2 separate regions of the Homo sapiens genome follow, and region 1 is linked to region 2. The links are chromatin loops, found by intact Hi-C in ENCODE. Cell type or tissue: right lobe of liver. All regions are shown on one strand.

Region 1 (8,000 bases), 370 kb before region 2:
ATCTCTTTGCAGGGAAGCCATAACTTGGCTTTTTTCATTGTAGGAAGGGACGGAGGCCCAGGCAGCAGGCAGCACCTTGGTCCTGCGTGGAGTCTCTGGGTTGGGCAGGGCAGCTGGGCATGAGGAGTTGCTTCTGAGGTGTGAGGATAGGAGGGGCTGCTGCCTGAGGCCCTCTGCTCACTCCCACCCACTGGGACCTCTTGTCTGGCCCAGGCTCTGGACAGGTGCGCCGCATCGGCTGCAGAGGTGGCCTTGGGCTGCACAAGGCTGGAGCTCACCATTCTGGGCTTCTCTCCCATCCTGGCTCCTGCCACCACCCTCTCTCACTGCCTCAGGGCTCTTCAGTACCTTAAAAAAGTTTGTTTAAAATTTAAAAAAATTATCAACTTTTCTAGATCTTCTCAGTAGGGAGGGTTGGTCTGAAACCACCTCACTTGCTACTTTTTTTTTTTTTTTTTTTTTTGCCAGGGTCTCGCTCTGTCGCCCAGGCTGGAGTGCAATGGGACCTTGGCTCACTGCAGTCTCTGCCTTCCGGGTTCAAGCGATTCTCCTGCCTCAGCCTCCCGAGTAGCTGGGACTACAGGCATGCACCACCACCCCCAGCTAATTTTTGTATTTTTAGTAGAGACAGGGTTTCAGCATTTTGGCCAGGCTGGTCTCAAACTTCTGACCTCAAGTGATCCACCCTCCTCAGCCTCCCAAAGTTTTAGGATTACAGGCGTGAGCCACTGTGCCCAGCCTTACCTGCTACTCTTGCATTATAACAATGGTCATGGTGGCAAAATGTTTCATTGAGTGGCATGGCTGTCCTTATTCTCAACAGTTCCCTACTTAGGGGGCAGTTAGTTTATTTCTTATTTTTTTGACGGGGTGGTCATGATTAATGTTGTTTCAGTAATGTCTTTTCCATATAGGGATTATTTTCTTTGGCTAGATCCTGATAAGTGCCATTTCTGAGTTAACAGGTCTTCACCAAACGTTCCAGTGCGTTCCAGTTTGCACTGCCCTGTGATACAGGGCAGAGGAGGTCCTGTTTTCAAAAGTGGCTTATGCTGTAGCAGGGGGCCCTGAACGTCTGTTTTCTCAGTGGATGGAGGGGAGGGGCCAAGGCAGGCTGGAGACCACCCTTGGGAGTGGAGGCCCCGGCCTCTCCAGCAGCCCCCAGCTGTGTGCTCCCTACAGGTGGTGAGTGGCTGCCTGCGCGGCACAGTGAGTGTGTGGGAGGTCGTGACGGGCAGGAAGACGATGGAGTTTGCTGTGTCTGGGGGCCAGCACGTGGAGATGACCGCCATGGCCCTGGATGAGTCAGAGCGGTGCCTGCTCACAGGTTTGCGGGATGGCACAATGAAGATGTGGAACTACAACATTGGCAAATGCCTGTTGACCTTTCCCAGTCCGGAACAGCTGGAGGTCAGTCTTGCTTGTCAATTACAGCCAGGGACGGCCTCTTGGGAAGCAAAGCACAGCTCCTTTGACCCTGGGATGCACTATTTTTTGTACCTCTCTGAAAGGGTGTTCATCATAGTCAGGTGGCCTGGCTTCAAACCTCCCTGAGCCTCTGTGTCCTCATGCATGAAATGAAGACAGGTAACAGTGCCTGGACTAATGGGTTTCCACTAAGGTTAGCTACTGTTGCTCTTTAAATTTGCTAGCACTTCTCATTCCACATACTGGAGCTTTGGATTGCATTTCTAGCAGTGGGATCAGTTAATTCACAGCCACCCATGGTCACCCCTATTTGGGAAATGCCTGATGGTATTATAGGGCCAGTCCATGGGAGTGGCATAGGGCAAAGCCAGCAGTTCCACCCTAACTTCTGTGACACAGTCCTTTAACCAACTCAGAAAGTGTACTTAGCTGGCCAGGCAGTGGCTCACGCCTGTAATCTCAGCACTTTGGGAGGTCGAGGCAGGGGGATCACCTGAGGCCAGGAGTTCGAGACCAGCCTGGCTAATATGGTGAAACTCCCGTCTCTGCCAAAAATACAAAAAAAATTAGCCAGGCGTGGTGGTGGCTGCCTGTAATCCCAGCTACTCGGGAAGCTGAGGCAGGACAAGCCGGGAGGTGGAGGCTGCAGTGAGCCGAGATCCCGCCATCGCACTCCAGCCTGGGCAGCAAGAGTGAAACTCTGTCAAAAAAAAAAAAAAAGAAGAAGAAGAAAGAAAGTGTACTTAGCCAAGATGCCAGGGGTTGAGTACTGCTCCAGATCCTATCACTCAGTAGTGACTTGACCTTAGCCAGGTCACTTGCCCATTTCCCAGCTATCCTCTCTGTAAAATGGACATGGATGCCTACCCTATCTCACTCCCCTAAGTCCATCAAATGAGGGAATAGGATGTGAGAACATGATGACAAATACATGGTGGTATCACCTGTAGGTGATTTTCGTCATCCAGAGATTTGACTTCTTGCTTGGCACCTTTAGGAAGACATTTAGGGCCCAGAGCCATTTTCTCTGATAAGTTTTCTAGTTCTGTTTTCTTTCATCTTCAACAGATTAGTGGGATTATCCATATGAACAAAGTGTTCTATGTGACAGGATGGAGTAAGAGAATCACTCATTTCCTGTGAGTAGAAAGCATGTATGGTGAGTAGGTTCCAGTAGCTGCGTGTTCTCTCTCCAGATGGGTTCCTCCATTCCTGGCTTTCCTGGTGGTTGGAACACCATGCAGGAAGTTAGTGGTGGTTAATGACTATTGCTTCATCTGCTCATCCATCCATTTATTCATTATTCATTGAGGCTAATATATTCTTGGCCTTTTGCTAGGTGCCTGGGATGGGTATAAACAAGAATATTGGAGTCTTCATCCTCCTGGAGTATCTATTTCAGTGGGGGAATGTCTTAGTCCATTCGGGCTGCTGTAACAGAATATCATAGACTGAGTTGCTTATAAACAACATAAATTTATTTATCAGAGTTCTGGAGATGGGGGAAGTTCCAGACAAGGTGCCAGCAGATTTGGTGCCTGGTGAGGGCCTACTTCCTGATTCATAGACAGCTGTCTTCTTACTGTAAACTTACATGGTGGAAGGGTTAAGAAATCTCTCTGGGGCCTCCTTTATAAGGGCACTAATCCCATTCATGAGGGCTCCATTTTTGTGACCTCATCGCCTCCCAAGGCCCCACCTCCAAATTTCCTCGCCTTAGGGATTACGTTTCAATATATGAATTTTGGGAGCAAAATTCAGTCTATGGCATTCCGTCCCTGACTTCCCAAAATTCATGTCCTTCTCTCATGCAAAATATATTCATTTCATCCCAATAGCCCAAAAGTCTTAACTTGTTCCAGTATCAACTTTAATGTCTAAGTCCAAAATATCATCTAAATATCACCTAAATAAAATATGGGTGAGTCTCAAGCTACAATTCATTCTGAAGCAAATGCCCCTCTAGCTGTGAACCTGTGATGCTAACACGTTATGTACTTCCAAAATAGAATGGTGGGGCAGGCATAGGATAGACACAAGGGAGAGATAGGAAAGAAGAAAGGAGGGACAGGTCCTGAGCAAGTCAAAAATCCATCAGGGCAAATGCTAGTAGACCTTAAATCTCAAAGATAATCCTCTTTGGCTTGCTGCCCTGCCCTTCAGGCCTGCTGGGGTGGCAATTCTGCCCCTGCAGCTTTGCCTGGCAAGTGACTGGAACCCTAAGACTCTGGGCAGCCCTACACCTACAGATTTGGGGAGCCTTGCCCCCATGGTGGCTCTATGCCTGGGCCCTGCCCCTGTGGCACTTCCCTGCATGAGCCCCCTGGCCCTGTGGGGCTGCAATTCCAAGGCTGTGGCTCTGCTGGGAGACCCTGTCCTTTGAAATCTAGGTGGTGGAGGCAGCCATGTCCTCCCAGCTCTGCTGAGTGCAGTCCATGCTGTACCATGGTCCACAGGAGCCACACCTAGAGTGGTCAAGGAGCATGAAGAATGGTGCCTGTGAAGTTAAGCGATGATGGTAGAGTGCTGTGGTCCCATGGGCACTGGTGGCCATTCCCTTGAAACCATTCTGCCCCCAGAGCCCTTGTACTCTGGGCTGGTGATGGGAGGGACAGTCCTGATGATCTCTGAGTTGCCTTCAGGGTCATTCTTTCATTGTCTTGGAGAACAGCACTGGCTTCTGTTGGGTTGGCTGATCCATACTAATCTCATCAAACAGTGCTTGGCTATGTCTTTAATGATTGTATTAGTTTGTTTTCACACTGCTATAAAGAATGCCTGAGACTGGATAATTTATGACAAAAAAGGGTTTAATTGACTCACAGTTGTGCATGGCTAGGAGGGGGCCTCAGGAAACTTACAATCATAGTTAAAGGTGAAGGGGAAGCAAGGCACATCTTACATGGTGGCAGGAGAGAGAGTGCAAGGGAAACTGCCACTTTTAAATCATCAGGTCTTGTGAGAACTCACTCACTATCACGAGAACAGCATGAGGGAAACTGCCCCCATGATCCACTCACCTCCTACCAGGTCCCTCCCTCAACATATGGGGATTACAATTCAAGATGAGGTTTGGGTGGGGACACAGAGCCAAACCATATCAATGTTCTTTCCTGAACAGCCTTTCTCATTCCTTTCTATATGGATAGGATGAATCTTTTAAGTTCTGCTTCCATTTTTTTTTTCTTTAAGACATGGGATCTCACTCTGTCACCCAGGCTGGACTGTAGTCATGCGATTATCGCTCACTGCAGCCTCAGCTCCTAGGCTCAAGAGATCCTCCCACCCCAGCCTCCAGAGTAGCTAGAACTACAGGCACATGCCACCATGCCTTGCTAATTAAAAAAAAAATTTTTTTATAGAGATGGGGTCTTGCTATGTTGCCCAGGCTGGTCTTAAACTCTTGGTTTCAAGCAATCCTCCTGTCTTGGCCTCCCAAAGTACTGGGTTACAGGCATGTACCACTGCTCCTGGATTCTGCTTCCTTTTTGATTAACAGTTTGGTCTTTAAACCATTTGTCTCTTGTTGCATTTTATTATAAGTTGTCAGGAGAAACCAGGAACTCCTTCAATATGTTACATAGAAATTTGCTCAGTCAAATATCCAATTTCTTATCTTGCAAGTTCTACCTGTCTCAAAACACTAGAACACAAATATAATTCAGCAAGTTCTTTGCCATTTTGTAACAAGTATGACCTTTCCTCTAGTTTCCGATAACATGTTTCTCATTTCTTCACCAGAGACTTCACCAGAATGGTCTTTAACATCCATATTTCTACCAAAATTCTGTTCAGGATTACTTAGGTATTCTCTAAGAATATTGAGGCTTTCTCTGCATCTGTCCTCTTTTCTTTCTAGGCCCTCACTGGAATCACCCTTAATGGTCTATGCATAGCAATGCAAGCTTTTTCTAGCATGGACCATCCATCCTCTACCTATTACCTACTTTTTTTTTTTTTTTTTAAGACAGAGTCTTGTTTTATGGCCCAGGCTGGAGTGCAGTGGTGCAGTCTTGGCTCACTGCAGCCTCCGCGTCCCGGGTTCAAGTGATTCTCATGCTTCTGCTTCCCGGGTAGCTGGGATTATAAGTGTGTGCCACCACACCTGGCTAATTTTTTGTATTTTTAGTAGAGACAGGGTTTCATCATGTTGGCCAGGCTGGTCTTGAACTCCTGGCCTCAAGTGATCCACCTGTCTCAGTTCCCAAAGTGCTGGGATTACAGGCATGAGCCACCCTGCCCAGCTGCTGTTACCTAGTTCTAAAGCCACTTCCCACATTTTTAGGTATTTGTTACAATAACACCCCACTCCTGGTACCAGTTTCTGTCTTTGTTCACTCAGGCTGTTATAACAGAATACCATAGAGTAGGTGGCTTATAACAACAGAAAATTATTTCTTATAGTTCTGGAGGAAGTTCTTAGATTAAAGCACTGGCAAATTCAGTGACTGGTGAGGGCCACTTCCTGGTTCATAGATGGCCATTTTCTCACATGGTAGAGAGGACAAGGGATCTCTCTGGGCCTCTTATTTTTGTTTTAGTTTTTTTAAGAGACAGGATCTTGCTCTATTGCCTAGGCTGGAGTGCAGTGGCATAATTACAGCTCACTGCAGCCTTGAACTCCTGGGCTCAAGTGATCCTCCTGCCTCAGCCTCCTGAATAGCTAGGACTACAAGTGTGTGTCACTATGCCTGGCTAATTAAAATTTTTTTTTGTAGAGATGTGGTCTTGCTCTGTTGCCCAAGCTGGTCTTGAACTCCTGGCCTCAAACGATTTTCCTTCCTTGGCCCCTCAAAGTGCTGGGATTATAGGCATGAGCCACCATGCCTAGCCTAGGACCTCTTTTATAAAGGCACTGATTCCATTTATGAGGGTTTTGCCCTTCTGTCCTAATAACCTTCCAAAGGCCACACCTTCAGATACTCTCACATTGAGGATTAGGTTTTAACATAAATTTTTGGAGAATATGAATATTCAGTTTGTATCAAGAAGGCAGGTACTAATCAAATATTAATACTTTCATTTATAATTATAAAGTATATTCAGTGCTGTGAAAAAAAAGTAGGAGTTTCTATGGGGGTTGAATGGGTGGAAACCTGATTTCTTCTTGGGGGCGGTGGTCAGGAAAGGCTCAGTGAGGGTGTTGTGGGTGGAGTGCAATCTGAAGCGTGAGAAGGAAGGGTCTCTGTGAAGTCTTTAGGGTAGGATGAGCATTCCAGGCAGAAGGCACACTATGTTCAAGGTCCCTTTCTTTTTAGGGACCTCTGTAAGGCCACAATGTCCCCCCCCCTTTAAACCTTAATCCTTACCTAGGTGTCTGACTGGGGGTGTATTACACATTGACTATCTGTAAGATTAGTTTATGTAAAGCCCCTACAACAGGGCCTTTGTAGAAAGCATGTAGTAAGCGCTTAGTAAATGAGGTCAATGGGACATGGCTTCAGCCCAGCTCCGACACCTGAGAGTATCCTCCTCTGAGTCGGCTCCCAGAATCCTCAAGGCTCCAGTGCTTCCCCAATGGATGGAGCATTACAGGCTGAGCTCTCAGCCCTCCTGCCTCTGGCCATATGCACAGGTTCCACAAGACCAAGCCAGTGCTCTTGTGCTACCACTGGCAGACCTACCACACGGAGGACATCCTGAGCATGGCCAAGTACCGGAACCAGTTCCTTGGGACCTCCTCCTACAGTGGGGACATCCTCTTCTGGAACACCGGCACACTCAAGCCCATCTTCAACTTCAATGCCTCTAGGAGCCCCTCGCCCTTGCAGCCCAAGAGGGTATGTTAACAGGAGCACACTCTCCTCCCACCCTTCTCTCAGCTGTGAACCAGAATCCTGTGGGGCAGGGAGGGTGGGGAGCACCCTGGGAAGCAGGAGGGATGATGGCGACTTGTTCTGGATGGGGTGGGGAGCTTGGTTAGGTAGGTGGTAGTTTCTGTAATTATCCTCATTGGACAGATGAGAAAATGGAGGCACACGGAGATGAAGCACCTTGCCTAAGGTCACACAGCCAAGAAGGAGTAGACCCAAACCCAGGCAGTCTGACTTCAGAGGCTGGCAGTGCTGGTCCTCCATCTTTAGTAGATTACTCGCTCCTTTCCCATTGCTACTACACATTACCACTGTGGGCTCCCCAGCAGGGACTTAGGAAACCCATACAGTCTCCAAATTCCCATATCTCAGCAGATCAAAGCAGGAAGGGACCTTAGGGGCCGCCTCATCCAGGGGTTTTCCAAATGTACTGGAGAGAGATGCTTGGAAGCTACTGCAGGGGGGCTCTGGTAGGTGGGGTTTCCCCCAGAATAGCTCAGCTTTTTATCTGTTTTATGCTTTGGAGCTTCCATTGAGATTAAAGGTAGCCTCAAAAATATTTGGAAACCACTGTCCATTTTACAGATGAGAAGACTTGAGTTCCTCATGGGAGCAGTGTCCTGCCTGTGGGTACTCAGGGCATTGCAGCTGGCCAGGAATGGGGTTAGAAGCTCTGGTCTGATGCCTTTAAGGGGGCTAGGTTTCTGGGAAGCAAGCCCTGGGGGGCTGGAGGGCCCTGTGGTGTTGGCATTGATCTGG
Region 2 (8,000 bases):
GAGTAACTGGGTCTACAGGCACGTGCCACCTAAAAACCATGCCCGTCTAATTTTTTTTTTTTTTTTTTTTTAGAGACAGGGTTTCACCATGTTGACCAGGCTGATCTCAAACTCCTGACCTCAGGTAATCCACCAGTATTTGCCTCCCAAAATGCTGGTATTACAGGTGTGAATTTACCACTTGCTGAATTCTCTGATGTTTCAAGCATTTCTCATGACCTTACGAGACCCTCAAAATAGTCCCATTTCACAATGGAGGAAACAGTCTCATAGAGAAGAAGCAATTTTCCCAAGGCTGACAGCTGTCAGTATAGGAGCAGGAATCTGAGCCGTGTCTGTCGGCCTCCACAGGCTTCCTCCTGCACTCCTGCGCTTCTTCCCAGACAGGGCACAATTAGGTTTTCAGGAGGGTGAAGGAGGTACTCCAGAAAGAGGACACGGCACAAAAAGGCCTGGGAGCTGAAGAGAGGTGGAGCCAAGGCCAAGAGACGCCAGCAACCTGAGGAGGGGCCACGCGGTACTGAGGGCAGGTGTGGAGTCTGGGGACCATGGGCCTGCAGAGATGCAGCCAGCTTTGCTGTCCCAGCACGTGGCAGGAAGCAGGAGCTGATGCGGCCCCAGGTCTTGGCATTGGGCCCGAGCACCGCACAGAGGGTCATTGTCCATGGGCAGTGGGCATGGCCAGCTGGGAAGCCAAGCAGGGGCATTTGCCTCTCTGGAGATGTGCCCAAGGGATCGGCAGGGTCCTCCCAAGAGCTCTCTCAAAACACCTCACCTTTAGGTATTCAGGGCTTTTGGTGTGTTTGCAAACATGGCAGGACAGCAAACGCTCTTCACCTTGTTCTTCTTGTCAAAAAGCAGGAGGAAGAGACCAGCCAGGGCCTGGCCACGTACTTTGTGACCTCAGAACACTTACTGCCCCTGACTTGTCTGCTGCAGATGGAGACAGGATTCAACAATGGCCATCCCAGCTCTAAACCACAATTCCATTCTTCTAGACAAAAACTGGGTAGCAAGGATAATTCCCCAGATGACATCAAAAGGCCATGTTGGTGTCACCACCACCTCCAGTGCTAAATTGAAGTCTCAGGGGAAGGACAGTGTGGCGGTTAAGAGGGTCCGGTCTGGACTGATGATCGGGTTCAGGTCCCAAAGCTGGAATCCCTGGTCATGTGACCTTGAGCAAGTCACTCGCCTCTCTGAGCCTCAGGTGCCCTCTGTAACATTAACGCTGCTGATGCCCACCTCTGGGTGACTGTGCAGGCTGCGTGAGCCAAGACCTGGGCCCAGGTGGTGGATGACAGCGTCCTGCTGGGCTCTGACATTTGTCCTTTAGGTTCATGGTCATCCCTCCTTATTCTTTTGGTCCACAAGTGCTCATGGAGATTCCTAAAGATGCAGACAAGGTAGAGCAGATTTTAATTGCTGCGGAATGAATGAATGAATGAAATGAAAGCCCATGCTAAGCACTGTGTAGGCATGCACTTCAACTCATGCTCTTAACAACCTATGAGGAGGAGCTACTATTATCCCCATGCTATAGATGAGGTCATTGGGGCCCAGAGAGGTGAAGTACCTTGCCCAAGGGCACACAGCAAAGCAGTGGCAAAAATAGGATTCAAATCTATTCTCCTGGGTGAATTAATTGATGGAGATGTGTATCTTTGATGTATTTAGGAATAAGGGGTGGGTAAGGCTACTCCTTCCTTTTCCCAAATTGATTATCTGGATTAAACAATTGTTGTAATCCCTCTACAAAGGCTCATCCTATTATAAGCAATAATAATATTAATGGCAACGGCCACTCACATTTATGGAGTGCTTATTCTGCTATATGCACTGTGCTTCTCTCAGCCTGGACCTTCCTTTCTCCAAACCTCAGGAAGCTGGAGTCCCAAGGCTGCCTCCGGGCGGGGCTGTGGTTCAGCAGAAGCCACAAATATTTACCTTGGAGACCTCGGCCTGGTCTGAGGCCTCTGCCTAAAGACAAAGCCTGTGCTGGGGTGTGCAGGATATAAGGTTGGACTTCCAGACCCACTGCCCGGGAGAGGAGAGGAGCGGGCCGAGGACTCCAGCGTGCCCAGGTAAAAGTAGGGAAGGGGCTGAAAGCCAAGGTTGCCAGGAAGGTTCTGAGCTAGAGATACCTGTTGGGGTCAGGTCAGGAGCACAGGGGAGGCTCGCCCTCAGGGAAGGGCCCTCGGTGAGTCAGGATCCGCTGAGGGTCAGGGCCAGGTGTAGAGAGATGCCCAGCTCCCTCGCCCAGAGGACCAAAGGGCAGTGACGAAGGGATGGGGCTGGCTGAGTGTTTTCCTGACCTCTTCCTAGTGACATAAACCCACTCTGCACATACCAGTTGCTCTGTCCCAGCTGTGCTGCGGTGGTGCTGGGACAAAAGAAGCATGAGACGCAGACTCTGTCCCTCAAAGAACTCCCAGTGCAGGACAATGTGGTGCCCAAGGAAGACCCAGGGACATGGGAGTGGAGGACAGTCAAAGAAGGGATCCTGGAAGAGGTGATGTGTTGGTTGCAAAGCCGAGTAGAAGGCGATTGGGCAAAGGAGGAGAGAAAGATATTCCACGAAGGGGAACTAGCAGAAGCAAAGGCTGGGAGAGGAGGTGCCATATGACAGGGGCGTGTGTGGTGCCTGGATCTGGGGGAGGAGAGTCTTTTCCACAGGAGGGAAACAGGGATGCTACCATCCTCGTGGGTCCCTGGGTTTCTCTGATCCAAAGAGGACTGAGCAGTGTGTACAGATAATGCAGGACAGACAGAGTCAAGGTATTTGCAAGGAAAATATGGAGTGGGGCCACAGGGGTGCCTGGATGCCGGGGTTCAGCTCTGTCTTCTGGCTTTGGCTGCAAGGTGTCTCCTTCTGACTCCAATATTAGTAATAATACCTGTCATAATTATCGTGGAAGCTACCATCTACTGAACGCTTGGCCATGCCAGGCCACAAATAGATTGTCTCATTTAATCTTCCCAAAAAGCCTATGACATAAGTACTATAATTATTCCCCATTTTATAGATGAGTAAATGGAGGCTCAGAAAGGGTAAGTCACTTGTCAAAGATCACAGAGCAAGTGGTAGAGGCAGGCCTCCAACTAGGGTTCATCTGGCTGCCAAGCCAATAATATTTTCCCCTCCACCTTCAGGCCTCCTAACACTAACCTTTTCAGCTTAGCAGGCTCAGATTTCCAATTCTTTCGGGGCTTCCAGAGGCTATGCAATTATTCAGCAGCCATTTATTAAGCACCTGGTCTATGCCAACCACTATACTGGATGCCAGGGACACAGCAGGGAGCAGGCAGACCCAGCCCTCCCTCCCAGAGCTCACAGCTTGGTCAGGGAAGCAGAGGCTGAATCATTATTGCAAGGGTCTCAGAAGAGCTCACACTGCTCCAGGGCACAGGAGACACATGTCATCCGGATGCCACATTTGTCTTTGGCAAAAAGAAATCCACATGCTGAACCAAGCGAGGGGCTCAGATCTCTGCAGCGTCTCCCCTCCCTCCAAGCAGGACAGTCCACAGGGGCAGGAGCTTCCATGGGGGGCTGGCAGACAGAGCCAGGGTGCAAGCTGGAGAGCTCAGGACTGGACTACAGATGTTGATGCCACACCCCTGTGGAGGGAGGGGACAGAGCAGCCAAGGGGCCAGAATACCCCCAAGCTCCTCTCCCTGGCATGAGCCACAGGGCCCTTTCTCTCTCTCTCTTTCTCTCTCTCTCTCTCTGCCCTTCTTTTCCTGGCTCCAAGAAGCCATTCAGTCCCTCCCCAGCCCCCTTAGTATTGCAGATTAAGCAAAGAGCTTTTTCACAACTTTGAGTCCTACCTGGCTCCTCATTTCCTTCCTGCCTCCAACCTTCATGTCTTGGGCCCCAGGACAACATTTCTCCAAGTGTGGTCCAGGTTCCCTGTCTGCAGGACAGGGGAAGCTTTATAGGGAAAGTGACAAATCTTGGCAGGGTTTTAAAGGATGAATAGGAGTTCATCAGGGAGATATGGGAGGAGAAAAGCATTCCAGGAAGCAAGGAAGAGCAAGAGCAAAGGCACGGACACAGGAGAGAACACAGTATGTTCTGAGACCTTCCAACTGCTTGGAACTTGCTAGAACAAGGGGAGAGAAAGCAGGAGGTGAGGTCAGCAGACGGTGAACCATAGAGGGTTTTAAGTGTCAGACTGAGGGGTGGGAGACACGGGAAGCAGAAGTTCTTTGTTCTGAGCATTGTTGCTGGATTTTCTGTAAGAAAATAGCTAATACAGGCTGGGCGCGGTGGCTCACGCCTGTAATCCCAGCACTTTGGGAGGCCGAGGTGGGCAGATCACGAGGTCAGGAGATCGAGACCATCCTGGCTAACACGGTGAAACCCCGTCTCTACTAAAAATACAAAAAAAAAAATTAGCCTGGCGCGGTGGTGGGTGTCTGTAGTCCCAACTACTCAGGAGGCTGAGGCAGGAGAATGGTGTGAACTCAGGAGGTGGAGCTTGCAGTGAGCCGAGATGGCACCACTGCACTCCAGCCTGGGTGACAGAGCGAGACTCTGTCTCAAAAAAAAAAAAAAAGAAAGAAAATAGCTAATACATTCCAAGTGCTTACCATGTGAAAGACACCGTGCTAAATGCTTTCCAGATATTAACTCACTTAATCCCTCAACTCTGGGAAGCTGGGGTCATTATCCCCATTTGTCTGATAAGAAAACTGAGGCACAAAGAGGTTACGTTGATTGCCTAAGGCTACACAGCTAGCCCAGGCAGTTAAACACTGCACTCAACAGCCTCTCCTGGACACCGTGCCCCAGGTCACCGGGCATCATGGGCCTGCCCTTGGCCCCTCTGCCTCAGGTCCCTCTGTGCTCACCCCAGGTCTGGCATCCTGCACTTGCTGCCCTCTGACACCTGGGAAGATGGCCGGCCCGTGGACCTTCACCCTTCTCTGTGGTTTGCTGGCAGCCACCTTGATCCAAGCCACCCTCAGTCCCACTGCAGTTCTCATCCTCGGCCCAAAAGTCATCAAAGAAAGTAAGTTTTGTCCCTCCGGAGCTGGCTGCCATAAGACAAGGGGGTAGGTGGAGCAGCTTCCCAAAGGAGGGAGAGAGTTCCTCATCACGGGGGATGTGCATGGCTGAGATCCCAGAACGTGGGTGAACATGAGTGGGAGGTTGTAAAGGTCTGGAGAGTCTGTGATCTCAAGAGTCCACGATTCCAAGAACCCCTTCTTAAATTCCACAGTTCCAAAGACCCTGAGTTTCCACAGCCTGCAGAAGGGGCATGCAGCCACTGCATGCAGTGATGCAGCTGCCTCTCCCACTGCCTTCACCTGAAATCCCATCGTCAGAGCACCCCGTCTTAGTTAGACCCAGTGTGCTCCTCCTCCCCAGAGCAGAGACCCTTGACTGCAAGTGTGGCAGCCTGGGTCCCAGGCACAGTGTATCACTTTCCAGCTCTGGGGCACTGGGCCAGTCCCTGAGCCTCAGCTTCCACCTTGGGACACAAATAAGAGGGCCTTCCTCACTGGGTGGTTGGAATTGACTAGAGCTTTATGAATGCTATGACCATGGTTTCAACCTCAGCACTTCTGATGTTGTGGACCAAACAACTATTTATTATGGGGGGTGTCCTGGGCACTTTAGGATGTTTAACAGCATCCCTAACCCAACTGTGACAACCAAAAAGGTCTCCAGACATTGACAAATATCTCTTAGGGGACAAAATCATCTCAGTGGAGAACGACTACTCTAAAGTCTCATCCCCTTAGAGGGGACTCACCTGTCAGCTCTGGAGGCCACTTGAGCACTTAGAGGACCAGACCTCTGCATTCAGGGGGACTAGGGGCCTGGGTCATGGCCAGAGGGGCAGGGGCAGGTCCTGTGGGACCAACAGGCTCTGTAGCCAGCGGATGGATTCCCAAGTAAGGACGGGAAGCAGAGGGCTCTGAGAGGTTGGAGGGAGGCAGAGGTGGCCTGGATCCACACTGTGAAGCTCAAGCATGTGGAATTTCAGCCAGAAGGAGCTTAGAGATGAACAACCATGCTTTAGGCTCTCCTATAAGGAGTTGTGTACAAGTGGTTGGTTTTGAAGGTGACCCCAGAAACACCTACAGGAGTGTGGGGAGGCAAGGCAGGGAAGGAAAGGCATCCCATGAGGGGTGCATGTCCAAGCCAGTTACCACTGTGGCGACTGAAGCTCAGTCCTGCCTAGCAACTGCATCTATTAGGGCCATTCAGGAGACAGAAACCACACAGTAAATGCCAACAGGTAAGTTTAATGTAAAGAAGTATTACCAGGGGATTGGAAGAATGAGGAATTGGCTAAGAGGGAAAACAGACAGAGCTCTAAAGGATAACCTAGGGATGGAGGGGGTAGCCAAGGACAGAGCAAGTTCAGAGGTAGAGAATCCTCCCCAGCCCTCTTTGTAGAGGGTGTGGTTGAAGCCCACTGTGTGGTGGAGAAGTTTGCTGGCTTGTCCCAGGCCAGAGCTGGTCCACAGTTGGCAATCTGACGCTAGTGGGTGGAGAACTACCTGCCAGGGGGCCAATAAAATTCTCTGGGAAGCTGCCCCTGGAGGAAGGGGGCTGCTGTTAACTCACGGGGAAGCTGTCTCTGGGGAACTGCCTAGAAGCTAGCCAGGGTGCCTGCAGAACTCACTCAGCAAAAGCCACTGGGCAGTGACACCATAGGAACCTGGAAAGAGAAGCACACCAGAGCCATGAAGGGAATCCCCCCCATGCCCCTCCAGAGTCTCCACTGAAAGGGCTTAACACTGTGCCAAATGGCAAAAAAGAAATATTCACTGGGCCCAGTTCCATTACCACAGAGCAGGCAAAGTGGGTGGATTTGCAGCTGAGAGGCTATAACCCAGGAGCTCTGATACACAATGAGGGACACACATCTGAGCCATCCTGCCTGAGGGGTGAGGGAGCTGGGATATTGATACACCAACTCTCACCAATCACTGGCTGAAGTCTGCTCCTGGGGCATCAGCTCTCCAGCACTTCTGACCTGCTCTGCACATGAGCCAGATGGGCTCTAGCTGCTCACAAAAAGCCAGCTGGGACAAGAACCCAGGGCTCTTGACACTTATGCCTCTGTCCTGGCTCCTTCTTCCTCTGCTCAGCACTTGAGGCTTTTTGGACAACACATCCATAGGATATGGATGCCAGACAATTGTTAACAAGTGTGCTTTGGCAGCAAAACAGCCCCAAACAGAGTTTTGAGGGTTCCCTGCCTGTTGGCCCTAGAAATGCTTGCAACTGGCTCAGGGGATGAGTGCAGGTCCAGGTGCTGAGTGCAGTGGCCGACACTCCCCACAGAGGCTGGCAATGCTCAGGGGTGTGAATGGTCCCAGCCTCGCTCCTGATGTGAAAACGACCCATCTGGGCTACTGTCCTCAAGGCTACATCTACACAGTGGGGACTGGCAGGCTGGTCCTGACCTCCACCACAGTAGAGATGGCTACACCCTCGCCTTACCTCAGGGAGCCTCGAGTGATACCCCTCCCCAGCCTGGAGCTCCCACCAAGCCTTCCTTCTTGCCCCTCCTCCTGGGCCCTAATCCCTGGGGTCTGCCTCCAGAGCTGACACAGGAGCTGAAGGACCACAACGCCACCAGCATCCTGCAGCAGCTGCCGCTGCTCAGTGCCATGCGGGAAAAGCCAGCCGGAGGCATCCCTGTGCTGGGCAGCCTGGTGAACACCGTCCTGAAGCACATCATCTGGTGAGTGGAGCAGGACCACACCAGGAGCTAGCCCCTTCCCACACCTTTGCCCGGGACACGCTCTGCATGCTCAGTCAACCAGTCTGCAAGCATCGACTTGTGTCAGATCACAAAGAGTGGATCAAACAAAGCCCCTCCGTCAAGAAGCTCCCAGAATAGTTAACAAGAACCATAAGACAGTGACACAGGAACCCTAATACAACAACCCCAGAGCAAGGCCAGGGACGGTGGCTCAAGCCTGTAATCCCAGCACTTTGGGAGGCCAAGGTGGGTGGATCACCTGAGGTT

The links. Hi-C counts contacts between places; a loop is a spot of excess contacts. Peaks named below come from ENCODE experiments on the same cell type or tissue, not always from the same donor. Only the 100,000 strongest peaks of a DNase experiment are listed, where the experiment ranks them.
Region 1: it touches region 2 in a loop (2.2-fold over the local background); 85 of 110 quality-filtered maps call a loop at or near these places.

The regions. Positions count from the first base shown.
Region 1 is chr20:32,910,298-32,918,297 of GRCh38, forward strand. EFCAB8 (EF-hand calcium binding domain 8) reads left to right here. Exons shown (of 27, transcript NM_001143967.2): 16 at 1,183-1,410; 17 at 2,497-2,567; 18 at 7,004-7,208. Among named protein-coding and RNA genes, the nearest start is that of EFCAB8, 55 kb to the left of the region's middle. RefSeq lists an enhancer at 7,680-8,000. In right lobe of liver, no CTCF peak of the experiment used is centred here; no DNase peak of the experiment used is centred here.
Region 2 is chr20:33,281,171-33,289,170 of GRCh38, forward strand. BPIFB1 (BPI fold containing family B member 1) reads left to right here and starts at 2,044. Exons shown (of 16, transcript NM_033197.3): 1 at 2,044-2,084; 2 at 4,863-5,018; 3 at 7,571-7,712. The coding sequence starts at 4,904. RefSeq lists enhancers at 116-616, 617-1,117. In right lobe of liver, no CTCF peak of the experiment used is centred here; no DNase peak of the experiment used is centred here.